Linked DNA regions of Homo sapiens: region 2 is linked to region 1. The links are chromatin contacts, found by Hi-C in ENCODE. All regions are on one chromosome and are shown on one strand. Each heading gives the region's core, a stretch centred on a gene start or an enhancer-like site at or near the end of the contact. The rest is flanking DNA. Distances are from core to core; before and after follow the strand shown. Region 1 holds the start of TBX18 (T-box transcription factor 18). Region 2 holds the start of LINC02535 (long intergenic non-protein coding RNA 2535).

What was found. Hi-C counts contacts between places; a loop is a spot of excess contacts on that map. Pooled maps may share reads with other maps.
Region 2: a loop to region 1 is called in a map of endothelial cell of umbilical vein, with 3 times the contacts of the local background. The contact joins the promoter of LINC02535 here to the promoter of TBX18 in region 1. A Hi-C loop is called at or near these places in 1 of 168 maps with a recorded cell type or tissue (endothelial cell of umbilical vein) and 1 of 50 pooled maps.

The regions. Positions count from the first base shown.
Region 1 is chr6:84,763,039-84,766,000 of GRCh38, reverse strand. TBX18 (T-box transcription factor 18) reads left to right here and starts at 1,403. Exons shown (of 8, transcript NM_001080508.3): 1 at 1,403-2,111. The coding sequence starts at 1,820. All of the region lies in intron 1 of LOC124901353 (a long non-coding RNA gene), which reads right to left. RefSeq lists enhancers at 1,196-1,490, 1,502-2,085, 2,086-2,670.
Region 2 is chr6:85,403,219-85,406,180 of GRCh38, reverse strand. LINC02535 (long intergenic non-protein coding RNA 2535) reads left to right here and starts at 1,379. Exons shown (of 4, transcript NR_134633.1): 1 at 1,379-1,504; 2 at 1,807-1,926. RefSeq lists an enhancer at 2,260-2,962.

The DNA.
Region 1 (2,962 bases), core at 154-2,653:
ATATATATATATATATATACACACACACACATATGGAGACAGAGAGAGAGACAGAGACGGAGTCTTGCTGCGTCGCCAGGCTGGAGTACAGTAGCGCGATCTGGGCTCACTGCAACCTCCGCCTCCCGAGTTCAAGCGATTCTCCTGCCTCAGCCTCCCGAGTAGCTGGGACTACAGGCGTGCACCACCACGCCCAGCTACTATTTGTATTTATTTATTTATTTAGTAGAGACGGGGGTTTCACCATGTTGGCCAGGATGGTCTCGATCTCTTGACCTCGTGATCCGCCCGCGTAGGCCTCTCAAAGTGCTGGGAATACAGGCGTGAGCCACCGCGCCCGGCCTGCCGTGTATTTTATACAAAAGATGGAGTAATATGCACGATTAATTTTATTCCACAAGAGATTTGCTCTATTTATACCAAACATATATATATATATTTGTTAATCCTAACAAAAAGTCGAGTTGAAACTACAAAACAAATTGTACAAATATATATGTTTGGTGTCATTTAATTAAAAAGCACTGATTTTATTAAATTTGTTTTAAATACATCAATGGACTCCTTAAAAGCCTGAAGTAACGATTGTAAATTGTCAACAGTAGGACAAATATAAACTTACTTAAATCACAGAGAAGTTTTTCAAATGGGGAATTTTATTGCGTCTTCATACTTATTTCATTTTGCGAAGTTTTAAGGGGTTTTAAAGTTGTCCATATCGTTAAAGACGTACAGAATGAAAATCCCATGACCTACGTTTTAAAATAACTACCACTCTTTGAAAGAAAAGGTGGGCTGCGGAAAGGGCGTGCTTTTTCTGACATTTATATGACGGACTGAGCGTTAACGTAACATTTTGCACTCCTAAAGGATTTACATATTTCTTAACCTGGTATCCCCTAAGAAAAAAATCACGGAGTAAAGTTTAAATAAGCCTAAGCCATATCTGGCGCAGACTGAGTGCAGGAACATTTAAATGAGAAAGGAGGGGCCTGCGAATTCTTCCCAGCTTCCCAATATTCTGAGTTGTAGCAACATTAAGCGATACGGAAGTGGGACGGCAATTTACGGAACCTTGAAAGATTCCTGATTTTCTAACTTGTTGAACGTCTAGTTTAAAGCCGGGAACTTCCGCCTTTCCAGGTCCTGGTGAGGAAAGCTGGAGACTACGGGGCTGGACTCAGCTACGGACGTCAGAGAGACAGAGTTCAGCGTCCGTGTGGCTGGCACATCCAAGCCAGACAGCGGCGCTTTTCACTCCTGGTTTTTCGCTACCTTGTAAGGAAGTGGGCGCGGGCTGCGCGGAGTCGGCGCCTCCTGATTGGCCGGCCGTCTGGGTGATGGACAGGGACCCGGGCTCCGCCCCCGCCGCTTTATTGACACTAATGAGCAAGTTCTTCCCACCGCTCTCCTGCCTGGAAGTGCTGACAGATCAAGGCAACAAATTTCAATTACAATCCCTAATTTGTGTCCACAGAGTGTTTTTTACCCATGTTAGTCCTCTCTGGCGCATCAGTTGAGGCAGACCTCGGAGCAGCAGGAGGAGGTGGAAGGGGTGGGAGCAAAGGAGTGCATCAGTGAGAGAGCGCGCGAGAGAGACCCAGGAAAGGAGACTTGGCCGGCGCGTCGCCGGTTCCTGGATCCCAACACAAGCGAGAAAGCGGAAACGCCAAATCTGTTTTTTGCCCGCGGTGGGGAAGGGGGCAGATCTCGGGAGGCCCCGAGAGCCTTTTAGTTTTTGGTGGGGGAAGAGCGAGAGCGCGCGTGTGCCCGCGTGAGTGTATATGAGAGAGGGGCGGGCGGGCGCGGGGCGGGGGGGATGGCCGAGAAGCGAAGGGGCTCGCCGTGCAGCATGCTAAGCCTCAAGGCGCACGCTTTCTCGGTGGAGGCGCTGATCGGCGCCGAGAAGCAGCAACAGCTTCAGAAGAAGCGGCGAAAACTGGGCGCCGAAGAGGCGGCGGGGGCCGTGGACGACGGAGGCTGCAGCCGCGGCGGCGGCGCGGGCGAAAAGGGTTCTTCTGAGGGAGACGAAGGCGCTGCGCTCCCGCCGCCGGCTGGGGCGACGTCTGGGCCGGCTCGGAGTGGCGCAGACCTGGAGCGCGGAGCCGCGGGTGAGTGGGCCCCTTCCTGCCTATAACTTCTCTCCGGCGCGAACCTGAACTTCTGCGAGTCTGTGGGTGTGCGTGCGCGCCGCGTCCCTACATGGCCAAGGCCACTCAGCCACTAGCGCATTGGCCGTGTCAGTCGCAAAGCTCGCCGCGCAACCTGGTCACCCTCCAGACGGTTCAGATACTGCTTCCAGGCTCGCCTCGCGGGCGGCCGCCGCCCACTCGGCGACCCGCGCCTTCGGCCGCGGCTGTTTGCTGCGCCTAGCGGTGCAGCTCTGTGCTTCCTGCATCTGCCTCCCTTGGGGTTCCAGCCAATGGGTGCTCTTTTTTGTTTCCTAACTTTTAAAAGCACAGGGCGGGGAGGAGGGGAGCGACGGCATACCCCACCCTGAAACCGGAACGAATGCCCTAAACCGTTTGTGCAAACCAGGAAGAGGGCGGCATATTTGGAAACTTGGTTTCCCGAAGGGTAGTTGAGCGGTTCCCTTCCCTTCTCCTCTTGATTTCTCTGCCAAGGCCGACGGCGACCGCGGGCTTGCTTTTCACACTTTTCTCTGCTGGGCTGGAAGCGCAGGGCGCCGGGAGTTTGGCGAAAGCGGGGTCTGAAGAGCCTTCTAGAAGATGCCTCCGGCCCGGCCCAAAAGAAGGCCCAAAGCGAGGCGCCGCAGACGCTTATGGCTTAAGGAGGCCCAGGCTCTTGGGACCAGAGTCCGGGCGCTTTTGCTGCTTGCGCTTCGAGGCGCAGGTTGCGTCGGAGTTTGCACTGGGGACTCTGGACCCGGGAGCTCCTCTGACTCCGTCGGGCAAGCGTCCCAGACCCCGGCGGCGGCGTGAAGCCTTTTCTGCTGGGGCCT
Region 2 (2,962 bases), core at 130-2,629, 640 kb before region 1:
TCTATTTAATTTTGATCCCAAATTAAAAAGAGGTAGGCTAGGCTTTGCACAATAAACAGGCATTGTTTTAGAATTAAAAAGGAACAACATAGAAAAAAAGGTCTGAGCAAGAAGGGCCCAGGCTTGGGTTTTCCCCTTAGTACATTTTTATCAGCATTCTAGCCAGGATGAGATTAGGAAGTTGTCACCGGGGCTCTTTGGAAGTGATGAAGCTCCAGATGACATGGGACATGCTGAAGGTGGTTCCTAAGCTGGGTTTCGATCTAGAGTAGGGGGAGAATGAGGATGGGGCATGGCTCATGTGTGTGTAGGCTGTAACCCTCTGAGGGGAGAGGAGCCCTACCTGGCTCGCTACAGGGTGCTCCCTGCCTCTCAGAGGCACCCTGGGTCAGTGGTGCTGTGAGGTGCATTTTCATATTCCCCACAAAGGGGCTGAATGGGCTGGTGGTTTCTCTGTGAAGGAGTTTCTTGCTGAAGAGAACAAGTGGATAAAGTTGTGTTGGAGTGGGCAGTTCAGGTGGAGAAAGGCCAGAAAGCAGGAGGGATTTTGGAGGTTGTCTGCACAGAGCAGGGCTTCCCCAGCCCCCAGATTTCCCCAAGTCAGAATCAGGGTTGGCCCACAGAGGAGACATTGTCTGGTTAGAGTTGGGGCAGTTGTCCATCCTGGACTTTGCACAGGCATATCAAGTATTAACTTATTAAAACAAACACGCCCTTAGAAAAAGGAAGTTTTCAAACGTTAAACCACTTGGCTTTTAGCCTCACCTTTCTTCTGATTTGAGGCAAAGATGTGTGTGGTTTTTCCCTTAACAATAACTGATGTTTGTTTTTCTCTGCAAAGCTTTGTGGCTCCCCAGATCAGCTCTGTTTATTTTGAATTCATAGCCACAAGCTTGAATTGGACTGAAAAAACATTGAGTGCAATGACATTTTATAAATTAGCATCTGGAGGGATGTATTGTTTTATCTTAGAGAAACAAATGAAATTTCCTCTTGTAACTTGGTGTGAGTTTTCTCTGTGCCCAATCAAGACTGACACCTGTGATTCCCTTCCATCAACTCGGAAGCACAAATGAGCTCCTGTGTTCTGGTTTCTGAGAGCCCTTCAGCTAGGTTTGCAGTAAGATCTCTCTGGGCTGATACAAGCAAAAGACAGAGTGAAGTAACTGAGTTTATAGGATCCACTCAGATTATACTGTGACTCAGCTTCATTGCCCATCATTTTTAGGTCTAAGATTCATACAAATTCCGGAAGATTGAATGAAAATCCTGCCTCCGTCTGGGAGTATTATTTATTTGCATAGCATAGACAGGCCTCACACCCGATTTCCTGAAGCACTGCCAGCCAGCTTGACTCACCGCCCCCACAGTGATGCCCGATTCTTCCATCAAGGCTGGAACACAGGAGCAAATAGCTTGAACATACAAGGATTATATTGTTCCTTCTCTTAAAGTTACCTCTGTCATGCGCGTCCGTGTGAAGATACCACCAAACAGGCTTTGTGTGAGCAACAAGACTGTTTATTTCACTTGGGTGCAGGCGGGCTGAGTCCGAAAAGAGAGTCAGCCAAGTGTGGGATTATCATCAGTTCTTACATGTTTGGGGATAGGCGGTGGAGTTAGGAGCAATGTTTTGTGGGCAGGGGGTGGATCTCACAAAGTACATTCTCAAGCATGGGGAGAATTACAAAGAACTTTCTTAAGGGTGGGGGAGATTACAAAGTACATTGGTCAGTTAGGGTGGGGCAGAAACAAATCACAGTGGTGGAATGTCATCAGTTAAGGCTATTTTCACTTCTTTTGTAGATCTTCAGTTGCTTCAGGCCATCTGGATGTATACGTCAGGTCACAGGGGATATGATGGCTTAGCTTGGGCTCAGAGGCCTGACAACCTCCAGATTCAGAGTTCTTAACCTCTTTTTCCTGGTACATTGATAAAAGGTGCTCTAAGGACACACAGCCTCTCTTTGTTAGGTCCCTATTATCTTTCTTTTAAAACAAAAGTGGTTTAAGGGTAACATAAGCCATGCTATTTCCTAAAGCTGGGTCCCCCCCTGCTTTGACTTCTTTGACTTCATTCACCAGCCTTAGAAGTGGTCCGCAAGATTCATTCATTTAGGCAATAGCACGTGTGTCAAAACCGTGGAGTAAGGGCTTTACATTAAGCTGATTTGCCTTTTACCTGGACAAACACCTGAGCACCAACATTACCCACCTTGAATACTAATTCATAACATAATTCATAAACAAGGTCATACCTGTTTAAAGGCTTTAAGTGTTCATTTCAAAGCCACATACAACCAGGGAGTCAGCTGAACTAACTTCATGTCTTAAGACATTCCAGAGTGCTAATTTACATACCCAGTGGTATTTCCTGAGGATGTGATTCACTCATACCCAGCAGAGAGGGAAAGAGTAACATTTGAAAACATACTTAATGAAGGGTGGGTAAAACTCTATTCTTTCTGGCAAACAGTCTTATGGTGTGAAGTGGATATTTTTACCATTTCTCTTTGTGCCAAGAGATAGAGATGATGTTTTAGGGGCTGCAACTGGAGGTGTGAGAATAGCTTGTTCCTGCCCAGGCTGAGACTTTGAGGAAAGCAGAGACTTGCTGTTCAGTGAAGTCAGGGAGGCAGGCTCTTTTTGGAGTTGGAGATGTACATTCCTTGAATGTGACGATTCACAGCTAAAGCCACGTCTCTGTGCCTTGTTACAAGGCTGGCCATGGGGGTCTAGTGAAGCAGGAAGGGGACTTGCTTCAGTGACAGGCATCTGGTCTGCTGGCCTTCTCTTTCCTTGTCAAAGGCATGACACTCTAGTCTTCTTTACCAAGGACCCTTCCCTGGCTCCTGGCTCTAGCTTTGCTTTTCCTTCACAGGCACGGTGTTTTATTCTTTTGTTTAGAAAACATTCCAGCCTGTAGGTAACCTCTGTGCCATATAACCTTTTATTTCCTATG